Linked DNA regions of Homo sapiens: region 2 is linked to region 1. A link is a contact called in ENCODE Hi-C or POLR2A ChIA-PET data. All regions are on one chromosome and are shown on one strand. The core of a region is the stretch at or near the end of the contact, and the rest is flanking DNA. Distances in the headings are between cores, read along the strand shown. Region 1 holds the start of KDSR-DT (KDSR divergent transcript). Region 2 overlaps BCL2 (BCL2 apoptosis regulator).

The links. Hi-C counts contacts between places; a loop is a spot of excess contacts on that map. ChIA-PET counts read pairs that join two places held with the same protein, here RNA polymerase II (POLR2A). Pooled maps may share reads with other maps.
Region 2: a pooled map shows a loop between it and region 1 (7-fold over the local background). The contact joins the enhancer-like site here to the promoter of KDSR-DT in region 1. A Hi-C loop is called at or near these places in 1 of 37 single-sample maps with no recorded cell type and 7 of 50 pooled maps. POLR2A ChIA-PET finds 5 or more read pairs at or near these places in 2 of 52 experiments (H1 and activated T-cell).

Annotation. Positions count from the first base shown.
Region 1 is chr18:63,362,884-63,370,550 of GRCh38, reverse strand. It overlaps KDSR-DT (KDSR divergent transcript), which reads right to left and starts at 3,227. Exons shown (of 2, transcript NR_186602.1): 1 at 2,692-3,227. KDSR (3-ketodihydrosphingosine reductase) reads left to right here and starts at 3,345. Exons shown (of 10, transcript NM_002035.4): 1 at 3,345-3,540. The coding sequence starts at 3,433. LOC124904317 (a long non-coding RNA gene) reads left to right here and starts at 3,551. Exons shown (of 2, transcript XR_007066400.1): 1 at 3,551-4,301; 2 at 5,422-6,858. RefSeq lists silencers at 2,973-3,022, 3,133-3,582, 3,653-3,712, 4,063-4,112 and enhancers at 2,974-3,921, 3,961-4,255.
Region 2 is chr18:63,234,997-63,242,663 of GRCh38, reverse strand. All of the region lies in intron 2 of BCL2 (BCL2 apoptosis regulator), which reads left to right. Among named protein-coding and RNA genes, the nearest start is that of BCL2, 81 kb to the left of the region's middle. Within about 2 kb of position 4,408, at least 30 of the 41 ENCODE cell types and tissues checked have a DNase peak (open chromatin) inside an H3K27ac peak, as active enhancers do.

The DNA of each region.
Region 1 (7,667 bases), core at 1,978-4,477:
GCTGGGGTCCAAGACCAAATGTACGTGAATGGGTAAATTGTCAGGGGTGGAAAAGAAACATTTCTAAAATTCTTTGACATGGGAGCCCCATGCACTGTTTTTCTGTTAGTGAAATTCTAACCAAGGCAACAGATTGGAAAGATATGAAAATACATTTGATGGGATTAAAATGAAAGTTTGGATAGAAACTGGAATGTCTGAAGAGACTCTATTTGGAGTGGTTGCATCCCCTTTACATGAATGTACTATGGGGATGGATATTGCCTGAGGAAAATTTCCTTTACCTAGTAATGTAAAACACAAGACAGGTGGCCCTGCCCTTCAGACAATATTGATTGGACATGCTAAATGGGAACCAGTAAGATTGCTGAGCCCACACAAGTTGTTAATATTAAAAACTATAGGATACTTGGTGGACAAAACATGTTAAAAAGACAGTCTGGTACCTAAAGGGTGAAGGCCACTTCTGTTTTTGGAAACTGATAGCATCAGATGGGAACTTTCAAGCCTGAGTGGCATTTCTCTGGGAGACATTTTGGTCATACAATATGATGATGAACTGGACCAGTTGTTGATGGCAGAGTGGAAGTCTTATATCTATCTGCCACTATCTTTTGACTCTAATTTTTCAAATTATGTTTACTACCATATCATAATACAGTGTAACTCTGGGATTGTAAGTGAGGTTTTAATGTTCACACTGATGGCCAATGTATTGAGAAATTGAGTTAAAAGCCTCCTACTCTACACTGGCTCCTCCAAATGTCAGATATATGTTCATTTTACTGTAAGAGAGCTTTGGCCAAAGGCCAGGTGGCAGCCGTGTTGTAAAGGATTCAGTCTTGCCCAAAGAGAAGGTTTGACTTTTGCCCTTGGCTTATGGGAGGTTATCTACGTCATACCTGATAGGAGTACCTCTGTTTAGATGGGGACTGGGCAAACTGGATTTTAGGGTGGAGACTGGCCATTCCAGAGAGACCAAGTATGTGAATTAGGGGGCTTTTGTCATGCACTATCAGTCTAGTTGGAGTCTCAGTCCAACCAAGTGGACAATTGATCAAGCCTATGTGCTGGAGTCCCAGTAAAAACTCTGGACACAGAAGCTCAGACAAGTGTCCCTGGTTGACAATACTCCAAGCATACTGTCACATACCAATGCTGGGAAGGTAACACAGCCTGACTCCGTGGGAGATGACAACAGGAGCTTTGCATTTGGAGCCCTCCAGACTCTGCCTTAGGCATTTCTTTCCTTAGCTGACTTTGATCTGTATTCTTTCCCCATAATAAACCATAACTATGAGCATAATGGCTTTCAGTGAGTTCTGTGAGTCCTTCCAGTGAATGATCAAACCTGAGGGTGGTTCAGGAACCTCTAAACTTGCATTGATATCAGAAGTCTTGGACATTATGCCTTCAAATTTTGCAGTTTGGCTAACTGCTGTAAGTCAAGAAAAAAAGGAAAAGAAAAACTTTTTTTTCTCCTTCGCTCCCTAGTATTTCTAGAAACAACAACAAAAATGAAAAGCAAGTAAGCAAACAAAAATATGTGCCTCTATGCAAATTAAAATCACAATGAGACTTCACACCAACTAAAAAAGCTATAATCAGAAAGACGGATGATAACAACTGTTAGTGAAGATGTAGAGAAATTGGAACCCACATACACTGCTGGTGGGAACACAAAATGTTGTACTCACTTTGGAAAACTTCTGGCAATTCCTCAAATAGTTAAACATAGAGTTGCCGTAAGATGTAGCAACTCCCCTACTAGGCATGTACCCAAGAGAAATGAAACATAATGCCCACACAAAAACCGGTAAATGAATATTTACAGTTAGCATAATTCTAATAGTCAAAAAGTGGAAACAACCTAAATATTCCTCAATTGATGAATGGAAAATTAAAATGTCGTATAGTCATACAATGGGATATTATTTGGCAATAAAAATAAATGAAGTATTAACATGTAGTACTTCATATCATGGATGAACCTTGAAAACATTACAGTAAGTGAAAGATAGGATGAAAAAGGCTACATATTATATGATTCCATTTATGTGAAATATCCCGAATAGGCAAGATTATAGAGACAGAAACATGAGGGATTGCTTAGGCTTGGGCGGGGCTTGGGAGGAAATGGGTCGTGACTGCCAATGAGTATAGGATTTTGGGGGGTTGTGACAAAAATGTTCTAAAATTTATGGTAGTGATGGGTCTACAACTGTGACTATATTAAAGACAATTTATTATAAGCTTTATTTATTTATTTATTTTTGAGACGGAGTCTTGATCTGTCACCCAGGCTGGAGTGCAGTGGCGCGATCTCACCGCAATCTCTGCCTCCCGGGTTCAAGCGATTCTCCTGCCTCAGCCTCCAGGGTAGCTGGGATTACAAGCATACGCCACCATGCCCGGGTGATTTTTTGTATTTTTAGTAGAGACGGGGGTTTCACCATCATGGCCAGGCTGGTCTCGAACTCCAGACCTGAAGAGATCCGCCCGCCTCAGCCTCCCAAAGGTCGGGGATTACAGGCGCGAGCTACCTCGCCCGGCCTATTACGCACGTTAAATCGGGAATTGTATGGTATAGTACGTGAATGAGACCTTAATAAAGCTGAGTTGTTTGCGTTATTTATTTGTTTTGAACCTGCTTGGTAAAGATGAACTCTGAACTCAATGAAATTGAATTACCTTAGTGATTCCTCAAAACTCCCTGTTAAGGCTTTCCGGTCCTCTGAAAAGCGAAAGTGGGCCGTGACCATCTTCTAAAAACGCCAAAAAATATGGAATGGAGCCCGGGATTTCAGAGCGTAGTCGCTGGGCTCCCAGGCTGAGCCCGCTCCGGGAGCCTCCAGCCGCCCTTTCCGATGCTCCGGGGCCTCCGAGCAACCCAGCGGGCAGTCCCAAGCCGAGGGCTGAACTCCAGGGAGGAGCGCTCGTCACGCCCACACTGGAGGCCGTGGCAGGCCTGGAAACCCGCCCTGCGGGGTCCTAAGAAGCCATTCGAGCTCCCGAAGAGCGAGTCTTCGCAGCCCTTCCCGGCGCGCTCGCATCTGGCGCTGTCCGGAGCCCGCTCGCGACGCACAGGGACGGGAGGCCCGGTTTCCACGGGAGAGGCTGCGGACTGCGGGCCCCGTCCCGAGGCCGGGGGAGTGGGAGACACCCGGCGACCCCCGAGAGGCGATTCTGGCAGTGGTGGCGGTGGCGGTGGCGGTGGCGGCCTACTCGCCCCCTGGAAGCACCGCCCCGCCTGGGTGGCGCGCGCGCCGGCTCCTCCTCTTCCCCTCCGCCGCGGCCCGCCCCGGCCCGCAAACCCAAACACTCCAGGCGCCCGCCCGCCGCGCGTGATTCTCGCCTCGCCGCAGCCCAGCCCTGCGCGCCTTGCCCGGCGGCCCCCGCCCGGCCGCTCCGGGCCCCTGGCCCCGCGGAGCGATGCTGCTGCTGGCTGCCGCCTTCCTCGTGGCCTTCGTGCTGCTGCTGTACATGGTGTCTCCGCTCATCAGCCCCAAGCCCCTCGCCCTGCCCGGGGCGCATGTGGTGGTGAGTGGCCTCCTGTTGCTGCCCCCCGACTTACCGGCCCGCGCGGCCTTTCCGCCGCCGAGGCCGCGTAGCCTACGTCCCTTTTTCCAGGCCGCGGTCCCCAGGAAGGCATGGCCAAATGGGGAAGGTCACCTGCCGCCGTCCACCCCGGCGCTTTTCCCCCGGCCCCGGCACCCGGCCTCGCGGACCCGCCCTCCGCAGCCTCGGGCTCCTCCTAGGGCCGGAGAGCGTGCGACGGGGGACCCCGCCGGCCGCAGGGTTCCCGGGGCCCCAGGGGTTCTGTGGCTGCTCGTGAATCCATGCAACATCCCTGGGATGTGGATGTTTTGTCCTCAGTTTTTCCGATGAGTCAACTGAGGCACAGAGAGGCTGAGAAACTTTGCCAAGGACACAGCGGTCGGTGGTGTGCAGGGTGCGGCGCGCGGCCCCGGGCGGGGGCAGACAGCGGGGAAGTGGGGTCCCAGCCGCCGGGACCCGCCGAGGCAGCTCGGAACTGGAAGATGGCCTGTGCGAGTGACGGGAAGAGCCGCTGCCAGAGGATTCCAGGAAGTGACTCACCTGGGGAAACTGCTCAGAACCCAGCGGGCTGGCGGTGGTGGCTTAGCGGTATTGGGACGCCTGTCCCGTCTACACTGCTTGTCTCTGAGCTCAGCGTGGCATCTGCTGATTGCTGCTCCAATGCAATCCTTTGCTGTTTTCTAGTGGGAAGGATGAGCTAAACGACAAGGCTTGTGTGCGAGGAATGAAGGAGAGGTGGATAGGTGTGATTTATTTCTTGGCGGAAGCTCGCATATTCAGCGATCCCTGTTCTGCAAATGTGGCACCTTTCTTAAACAGAGAGAATGCCTCCTTGCCTGCGCCCAGCACTTTCCCGTTTGCAGTGGCTTTCTCACGAGCATTCTCGTTTGGATCTCCCAAACCCGAGGCACAGTGAGGCGAGGAGTTAGGAGTAAGGAGGGTTGGTTACAAAATTGGCCGCACACCTCTTCCTGTCCTATCTCTGCACCGGAGATCCGAGCCTCCCCGCTGAGCTGGTATAAAATAAGATGGTCGTTTTTCTTAGTATGCTTTAAATCTGTACAAGGGTTTGTGAATGAGAAAATGTATCTGTTTAATTTCTCCTTTGTAAAGCTATTAGCTTTTTCCAACACCTCCTGTTCCTAATGGGGAAAGAGTGTGGATTCATTACAAAAAATAAATAAGAGAAAGGCAAAACTTGACACTCTAAATTCTGAAAGTTTTACATCCGCAAGAGAACTGCTGCCTCAAAAGCGTGGCTTTAAACCTTGGATCCTTTCAGAGCTTGAGTTTATAGAGCATAACTTTGCAAAAACTAAAGCTAAACGCAGAATGAAAATTGGAATTCCTTATTTGTAAGACAGTTTCACTGAGCCTTGACTCCAGTCCTTCCAGCCCCATCCCGCGGCAGGTCATAGGTGAGATAATAAATGCTGTGTCTGTTCAGGTGGACCAAGAAGAATTTATTTTTACCATCCCGCTTTAATACGCAGGATTATTATTTCACACTCTAAGTAATGTGAGAATGACATGAATAGTTCACATGGTGTCACCATCTGTCTTCTTTTTTAATGTCATAAGAAGAGTGAAAAGTGTAATTGTTCTTGAGATTTGTTAGGAGTTGACTGTGGTATTGTTGGGAGAGGGAGCTGATGGTTAAACTGTCTGCCCATACATAATTAAGAACAAACTTATAACAATTGTTTCATTTTTAAAACAATTTTATATACTAGTGTTTTCTATCTAGTTACGGTAGTAAAATTGCAGGAAAAAAGCAGAAAATCACCCACCTCAGCCTCCGAAAGTGCTGGGATTACAGGCGCGAGCCATCGCGCCCGGCCAACAACAGCTATATTTTTACAGTAATCTGCTGATAACTGGCTGATTACCGACCAAATAAATCTCTTCAGTGGTGGCAGGTTGAAGCTAAAAAGAAGTAAGGGATGCCTATGAGTCCCATAGAGGTAGGTGCATTTGCGTAGGAGACACTTCCCAATGATGTTAAAATCCTAACATGGAGTCAGAGATCTTCCTCCCAGCATGATTTATGTATAACAGTGAATATTAGGAAAAATCTAAATGTCTGGTTATAGGGAAACGTTGAAGTTTTGATGCAGCTATTTGATGAAGTATTGTGAAACCTTTTCGTTTTTTGACAAATAAGACATTACAATATAATTTTTTAAAAACAGGAGACAATACTATGCAATATTATGTAATTTGCATAGGGACAGTGACTAGAACGATATGGCCGGGTACAGTGGCTCACTCCTATAATCCCAGCACTTTGGGAGGTCAAGGAGAGTGCATAACTTGAGGTCAGGAGTTCGAGACCAGCCTGGCCAACATGGTGAAACCCCATCTCTACTAAAAATACAAAAATTAGTTGGGCGTGCTGGCGCACGCCTGTAATCCCCACTACTTGGGTGTCTGAGACAAGAGAATCGCTTGAACCTGGGAGGCGGAGGTTGCAGTGAGCTGAGATCGTGCCACTGCACTCCAGCCTGGGTGACTGAGCAAGACTGTCTCAAAAAAAAAAAAAGAAAAATAATGTTGCATTGTTCACTTATTCAGTGAAATATATAATATATATTGAGCCCTCCCCAGGCTAAGTGCTAGGAATATAGTGGAGAACAGAAAAATAATTGGTATTTTTAATGGAGTTTATGGGTAGGTGATAGGAGAGGTGGTTGTGAATCAGATAATCACACAAATAAATCTAGAGCTGTTTATTATGTGCATGTCATAAAGAAGAAATACAGTGCTGAAAAGTGTGTCAGTGTGGGGGCAGGGGAGACAGTGAAGGCTTTCCTGAGGAAGTGGTATTTGAGCTGAGATTTGATGGGCGAGTAGGTGTCAGATGAAGTGGGGAGAAGAGCATTCGTTGCAAGGGAAGTAGGATGTGCCAAGGTACTGTGGTTGGAGGGTTTTTACAGTAATCTTCTGCTGATAACTGGCTGATTACCCACCAAATAAATCTCTTCAGTGGTGGCAGGTTGAAGCTAAAAAGAAGTAAGGGATGCCTATGAGTCCCATAGAGATAGGTGCATTTGCGTAGGAGACACTTCCCAATGATGTTAAAATCCTAACATGGAGTCAGAGATCTTCCTCCCAGCATGATTTATGTATAACAGTGAATATTAGGAATAATTCCATAATTGAAAGCCAGTATAGCTGAACTGTAGATAGGGGTAGAATAGTGCAAGAAGAGCTTTACTTTTCAGGATTTCCTTGTGATTGTATATTACTTTTATACTAAGCAGTCATTTCAAATAAATATTCAGGTGGCCATTCTTTTCATCTGTTGTAGAGCTAATCTTGCATAAATGTGCATTAAGAAAATAAGATTCAACCAACCCAAATGTCCAACAATGATAGACTGGATTAAGAAAATGTGGCACATATACACCATGGAATACTATGCAGCCATAAAAAATGATGAGTTCATATCCTTTGTAGGGACATGGATGAAATTGGAAACCATCATTCTCAGTAAACTATCGCAAGAACAAAAAACCAAACACCGCATATTCTCACTCATAGGTGGGAATTGAACAATGAGATCACATGGACACAGGAAGGGGAATATCACACTCTGGGGACTGTGGTGGGGTCGGGGGAGGGGGGAGGGATAGCATTGGGAGATATACCTAATGCTAGATGACACATTAGTGGGTGCAGTGCACCAGCATGGCACATGTATACATATGTAACTAACCTGCACAATGTGCACATGTACCCTAAAACTTAGAGTATAATAAAAAAAAAAAAAAGAAAAAAAAAAAGAAAATAAGATTCATTTGGATTTGGAATCAGAGGCAGACTAATGTATTATTTATGAGCTAGACTTATAGGGCACTTTTCCACCAGTGAACTCAGAAAAATATTATAGGTGTGCAATTTATGGTTCCATAAGAAAACAGTCAAAGCAGCAGGCCTTGCTGATAGTATCTTTCATGCTTACACTTACTCCAGTCATTAAGTTTGGGATGAAGAAGTTAACAACAGCTAATCATTTAGTTCTTGTAGATTCATTTTAAGAGCCTGTCATAGTTGTTTTTTATAAAAACTTCCTACAGAGGGGAGATTTCAAGTGCTAAGAATATTTT
Region 2 (7,667 bases), core at 3,159-5,658, 130 kb after region 1:
TGTGGCAGGGGTGAGGGGGGATGTTTTAATGAGGAGAGACTGGTAATAAGGGATTGTGGTGAACTGGCAGGGGAGGAAATTCAATAAACAGAAGAGAGGAACTCAGGATAGTTGGGCACTGGAGTGTTGCAAATAAAGCAATATGTGATGCTCTCCCCATGGAATGCTCACCTACGCTATACTCAGAATCCCTGACAGCCGTTTTGCACTCTCCAACACTGGCACACAATGGGGTCTCAGGGTTTGTTGAAATAAATTGGGCTCTATATCATGTGTTCCCTGATTTCTCCTCAATAATGTGTGCTTCCCAGCCCTGCATTGAAAATTAGGACATCAAGTGACATTGAAGTCAGATAATCTGCCTCATGTCACATGGGTTGAATGTGGTAGATGTGATCTCAGGTCTTTTGACTGCCTCATGGCACCTTCCATTTCCAAGCCTCTGTTTTCTCATATTCTTAAGGCACAGAATTCATCCCATTACTTGGTCTGGTGTTGAGGAGAAGCTTGGCATAATGGAAAGACTCAAATTTCATTTTTTTTTCCTTCTTAGAAGAAATCTGTAGAACTGTTTCATCACAACCTGTGGATAGCTGACGCAGTTTGAAGATCTACACCTTGGAGTCACCCATCTCACAAAATGTCAGCCGGGGTGCTCATTGGTACATTGTTTGTTGTATATTTCCTCATACCTTGGAAAGGACTAGTTGAATTTGTTCCAAACCAAGCAATTGACCTAGGACTTTGCATCCTATTAGTGTCGGCCACAATTCAAATCCAACTCCTTTTCAAAGTTGTATTTTTTACGAAAGGTGACCTGATAGCGAGACAAGAGTAATGACGGGTGAGGCACTCTCAAATCAGGCCAGGGTGGCAGGCCGGGACATCTTGTTTTCATCAGATTCTCGTAGTTACTCTTGACTTTTCTGTGTGTTTGCTGAACTTGTGAGATTCTATTGTGCTCTTTCTAGCTGGATATTTTCCAGAGGGTTATCAAGAAAAAGGAGTATCTTCTGCATTAATAACCTCGGGAAGGATTTTAGCAGTAAAATTAGAGACCAGATGATCTGCTGGACAGCAGGATGGGGGAGCATTTCTTCCCCTTTCCCAGGAGAGTGTCAAGTTCAGCATGACCTAGCACCAGACCTTTCACTCAGTAACTCTGAGATCTTATCATATCAAGTTATCTCAGTCATGATGACGTAAATGGCAAAACTACTACCCTTATTTCTTGGGATAAGAATTTTTCGCTTTAAAGGAATACAATATACAAAATAGGTGACCATGAAATATGCTTGGTGGGTCAGCTAATTTCCATATGTGCTTTGTGATTGGTTTTTAAGTGAATTTATTGCTATAGAGTTCCAAAACAACCCTTTAACATTTATGTTTTCTGCACTTTGTCTCATTATTGAAAATAACAAGCGCTATGTAAAAGCGTAAAGAATATACTGAGGTTTACAGCAAGGATAACCACCAAAGACCGGGAGTTAGAAAGCTATGGCCTGTGGGCCAAATCTTGCTCACCACGTGCTTTTGTAAATAAAGTTTTATTGGAACATAGCTATGCCCATTTGCTATGTATTGTCTATGTCTGCTTTCACACTGCAACATCAGAGTTGAGTAATTATGATAGAGACCATATGGCTTAAGATATTTGCTATCTGGTTTTTCACTGGAAATGTTTTCCAACCCATGCTATAGATATTTTCATGGTATTTATTTACTGACTCGTTTGTTCATTCTTTCAGTGGACACCAACCCTGTTAATGACGCTGGGGAATGTAAAGATAAGTACATCAGTCTCTAATTTCCAAGAGCTTATAATGTAACAGAGACAAGTTATGTACTCAAATAACAGAGACAAGTCATGTATTCATCTTTACCTCTGACCAGGCAGAATGCAGCACGTACTACAGACAAGAAATAGCTAAATTGCTGTGGTAGTTTAGAGATGATGAGAGCCTCCGACAAAGGCAGGGAATTGGGAAATGCACAAAGATATTGCTTCCATAACTGTGGCACACAGTGATTTCCCAATAGGGAACTTCATGAGAAATCAGGCTAATTTCCTTCATGGAATTTTATAAATTGTAGTATCCAAAAGAGTGGAAGTGATTTAGAATATTACTTTGTGTCCAGATTCCTTTATCTAGAAGCATATTTCCCCTGTAACTATGGGGATGATCATATTTATAGAAAATTTTTGAACATTTGAAGGAAGGCTTCCTTTATCAGGGTGGGAAGACAGAAGGAATTCCTTTTCTTTTTTGCTGATTGTTCACTTCACAGTGTAATATTAAATGCTATGGGTCTTAAAGAAAGGCTTCTGTGGGGAAACCCTCAAATATCAAGTGGACTATAAAAACAAGATAGGCTGGGTGCAGTGGCTCACAGCGGTAATCCCAGCACTTTGGGAGGCCAAGGTGGATGGATCACTTGAGCCCAGGAGTTCAAGACCAGCCTGGGCAAGGTGGCAAGACCCCGTCTCTACCAAGAAATACAAAAATTAACCAAACGTGGTGGCACGTCTGTAGTCCCAGCTACTTGGGAGTCTGAGGTGGGAGGATTGCTTGAGCCCAGGAGGGAGAGATTGTAGTGAGCCAAGTTTATGCCACTGCACTCCAGCCTGGGAGACACAGCGAGACCCTGTCTTAAAACAAACAAACAAAAAATCAAGATAAAATTATAGAACCCTAACCATGGAATAGCAGGACTCAGTGACAATTACATCTCTCTCTTCTCCACAATGCATGCGAGTGTGAACTGAGATTTTGGTAAGTTCCCATTTCCCTTTGGCCTATTGAACCCCTTTAAGGGTTCAGCCCCCAACCCTGGGAAGATTCCATGCATGAAAACTACCCAAATCCTCCCAGTTGGGATTAATGTGACCTGATAAAGAGTTCTGATTTTTTTTTTTTTTTGAGACAGAGTCTCTCTCTGTCTCCCAGGCTGGAGTGCAGTGGCGCGATCTCAGCTCACTGCAACCTCCACCTCTCGGGTTCAAGCAATTCTCCTGCCTTAGCCTCCCAAGTAGCTGGGATTACAGGCATGCATTGCCATGCCCGGCTAATTTTTTATTTTTGTAGAGACGGGGTTTCACCATGTTGGCCAGGCTGGTCTCAAACTCCTGACCTCAGGTGATCCGCTCATCTTGGCCTCCCAAAGGGCTGTGATTACAGGTGTGAGTCACTGCGCCTGGCCTGATTTTTGTGTCACCAGAATTGCCTTGTCCATTATTTGTGTTTTCCAAATATCTATTGAATTAACTCGAATTGGATGCAGACAGACATTGTGCACTCAAAACCTAGGTGATTGATTTGGAAAAAGATTCAAGACTTTTAGGTTAGTCTAAGAGATGCTCAGGGGAGGCCCCTTCCATTTTGCTTCCAGCAGGGTGTCAAAGTTATTGGCTAAATTCCAGCCTCCCTTTCTTTATACTCATAACAATAAAGGTACCAGCATGAATGCAGCAGAGTTTTGTTTTAGAATATAATCCTGTGAAGTTTTACCAGCCGAAAGCATAATATTTGGATGGATAAAATGTGTGTTTGGTGAGAAAGCTACTGAAGGAACATAATATTGGACCCCCAATCAGGTAATTTAAATGTTATAGGAAGCACCAAGCCCACCTATTTCACAGGCCCCCGCCTCTCCCCTACCCGGAGTAGCAGGGCTCCCGCAGTTAGCCATCCCACAGCTCTCCAGGGGCTCTGCTCTCTCGTTACCAAGAAGCACATGCCAGCCCGTCTCCCAGCGTTTCCTGGTCCTTTCACAATAGACAGATGGGGATGCTCCAGGTAGAGACAAAAGAGAACACACAATCCATACGCTCATCTTGCTGGTACCCTTCCGCTCCCTGAGCCCAAAGAGGAGAACCCAGCCCTCTGCGTAGGAAGAACACATTTCAAGGCATTTACTGACAAGTAGGTATAGTTACTGCATACACATGTGGAGGCTGCATTATATCAAAACTGTAAATAAACATAGACTCTGCACACTCCTTCAGGCCCCACCATGTATTTATGAATGGGATTGCTTCATCATTTTCTTTTAATGTCAGTAGCAGGGAAGTCAGAAAGCATTACCTCTAAAACGGGGACAGAACATTGCAAATACATACATTTCCAACCAGCTGTGGCAATAACCAGCAAACAAAATTACTTCACCCCGTTGTTATGGGCCCCATGCCTATGGGATTTTTCCTGAGTTTCTGATTTATAACAATCACTTTTGAAGGCCTCAAAATGCTTAGGTGAGATTAAATTACTGATTATCCAAAAGTTCTGTTTTCGCTGGAGTCTTTCTGGACGGCTGCTGATTCGGTCCCATTTAAAGCATTCGGTGGCATGAACTCACTCGGTTTCTGCCCACATCACTGCATTCCTGGGATGCCGTTCACAGGCCTTAGCAAGATCATCTGACAGCCGCCTGTGAGGTCAACGAACTTTATACATAATTAAACACTCCCAGTTAGGAGAATTCATTTCTTTCTCCCTGAGAAGCAGAGAAAGAATACATGTTGTGTTGCCCTCCATTACGGAGTAAAAGTTGTGTGGAGTAATCAGGCTAGTTTCACATGATTTAATGTTGAACCGAATAAGAAAGTGATTGCATCCTCTACTGGGCCTCACAGAAAAGTCACCACCCACATTGTTTATTCAGACTGGGATCTTGGCCATTTGGGGTTTAAGCCAGAAGAAAGAGGAAAAAAAAAAAATCCAACCCTGGAATGAACGCTTTTGAAACTCTGTATTCTTGATGAAATGCGGCCAAGGGTTCTTTTAAAAAAAACTATTTAAAATCAATTACCAAGATCATATTTTCATTTACAATGGGTTGTTAGCAACAGCTAATTCTCTGTTTCCATCCAGATTTGGTGTTTAAGCTTCAATATGCTGGTATTGGAATCCTTGCCGTGTTTTGTCTGGGTATCAGATGCTACCACCAAACTATGTGTGGGGAGTTGGGCAACTCTGACCTTTGACCAGCTTTCCATAAAATAACAAGGAAAGGTGTGAGGAGGCTAGGGATTGGGTGAAAACTAGCCTGAGGGATGGCAGTAAGTGAGCTTCACCAGGGGGATGAACATATAAAGGAGGCACTGAGGATATTGCTAAGGGTAAGAGAAAGCAAAAGACAGAATCATATGCCTTGGGAGGAGGGTCAGGCCCGTTAAGGCACCTAGTCCGTCTGTCTCTAGCCAGGACTGCAAGAAATCATCTCAGACATGCGATCTTGTATCGCATTTTTAAAGATCTCAAGAGGAGATTCCGGAACCTCCCTTGGTCATCCGCCCTATTATTTAACAATTCCTACAGCCAGGAAATTCTTTCTTATTTCCAGCCTAAAATGTGCATGTGGTGCAGCTTCAGGGGAGGTGATTGATCGAGGCCACGCCCACCTCCCCCCCGCCTGTTTACTCCTTGGATGGGATGGTGCATATGTCTTGCTTCTTCCTTAAAATGGGCCTCTCTCGGCCTCCATACCACAGTCCCCGGGCTGGGAGAGGGGTCGTGGTATAGAGGTGGGGTGGGGGCCGACCAGCGGCGTTTATGGGGACCAGCCGCCACCAGGAACTGTTGCTAGGCATTTTATGTATTTCCCAGAGGCAAGAGAACATAGCTGTGATGTGGCCAGGAGTGCGCCTCAAAACCACGTGCAAATAATAAATGCGGAAGCTCCCGTTTCAGATTTTAAAAGAAAAGAAAAGAAAAAATCCTGAAAAACAGAATGAAGAGTCTAGAATTTCACTGGCCTCGAGATGGTAGTCTACTCCTCAATTTTAAACAAGAAGAGCCCAGAGCAGAAAAGGGACCTGTCCCGGACAAGATCTCAGAGCTAATGCCCCTAAACGCAGCGCAGTGCCCTGTTCTTAATTTAGATAGGGTGCTGGAAAGGCGAAATCATGCTGGAACGGAGGCCATCGATCTCACTTCCTCCGGCCCCTTCCTCCTCTTCGGCAGATGCGCAGTGAATGGTCAGGCCCTCCGTGAGTGAATTACAGATTCATTGAAGAGCCGTCAGATGACTGGAGCAGTCTGGTTTCTTCCCTTTTTATCGAGTTCTGTCATTGTGTTCCTCAAACTGTGGTTTGTTCCAGAAAGGAAGAGGTTGTCTTCTTCACCCGCCTGCCCTAAGTTGCGTCAAGTTCCAGTTCCCTGTATTAAGTAAATTACTAAATGAGTGGAATGAACATCATAATGTCAAGGGTAGGGCGTTGACATTATGGGACAATAGACCACGAGCCCACTCTGTCAGCTTTTTGTCCCGCACCTCTATTATCTGTCAAATGATCATATTAACACTCTCCTACCTACTTTAGGGGGCTCCTAAAAACAAATATTTATTGACAGGTTATGTATTAGTCTGTTTTCATACTGCTATGAAGAAATACCCGAGACTGGGTAATTTGTAAAGAAAAAGTTTTAATGGACTCACAGTTCCACATGGCTGGGGAGGCCTCACAATCTGTGGAAGGTGAAGGAGGAGCAAAGGCACGTCTTACATGAGGGCAGGCAAGAGAGCCATGTGCAGGGGAACTCCCATTTATAAAACCATCAGATCTTGTGAGACTTATTCAATATACGAGAACTTGGGAAAAACCCACCTCCATGATTCAGTTGCCTCCCACCAGGTGCCTCCCATGATACGTGGGGATTATGGGAGCTACAATTCAAGGTGAGATTTGGGTGGAGACACAGCCAAATCATATCATCTTATAAATGTAGAACACAAACTCCATGATATCCTTTATATAAAGTTTAAATACATTTAAAAATATATATATATAGTTTAAGGATACACACATGTGAAAGATAAAACCATGCATGGTGATAATGAGCATTGAGCATCACACAGTATTTTTTTATTGTGAAAGATCTCGAGCAAACAGAAAATGCAGAGAATAAGATTGTGTATAAATGTGCATTCACCACTATTTTGTCATGTCCTTGTTCTTTTTTGTAAAAAAGAGATAGACTTTCCCCATTTCCACCCGCTTTTTCCTTCCCTGAACGTCACAGTCATCAGTTTAAATGTGATGCTCAATGCTCATTATAACCATGCATGGTTTTATCTTTCACATGTGTGTATCCTTAAACTATATATATATATTTTTAAATGTATTTAAACTTTATATAAAGGATATCATGGAGTTTGTGTTCTACATTGTATTTGTAAGATTTGTCCGTTGCAAAACATGGACCTCTATACATTTTCCATGCTGTGTTGTAGTTATCAGATGGAGGACATGGAAGTTATTTCTAATTTTAAGATGTCCTTTGGAAGAATGCTACAGGTGTGTCTAGCTTTTTGATATGTTCTTTGCACACCATGCCTGGTAGTTTCTCTTGGATATGTAGCCAGTAGCAAAGTGATGAATTAGCACATCGTCTTCCCTGGATGTTGCCAAATTGCTCTCCAAAGTGCAAGCCCCTTCTCAGCAGCAGGGTCTGAGAATTCCTAATGCTCAGTATTCTCTTCAATACTTGTTAGAGTCATATTTAAAAATTTTTTTCCTTTGCCAATCTGATAGTTGTTTCAGGTTTCAGTTGCAATTTCCTGATTACCAGTGAGGTTGAGCATATTTTCATTTGCATACCGAGTAGTCAGGATTTCCTCCATGAGTTATCTCTTTCTTTCCTTGGCCCGTTTTTCTATTGGTT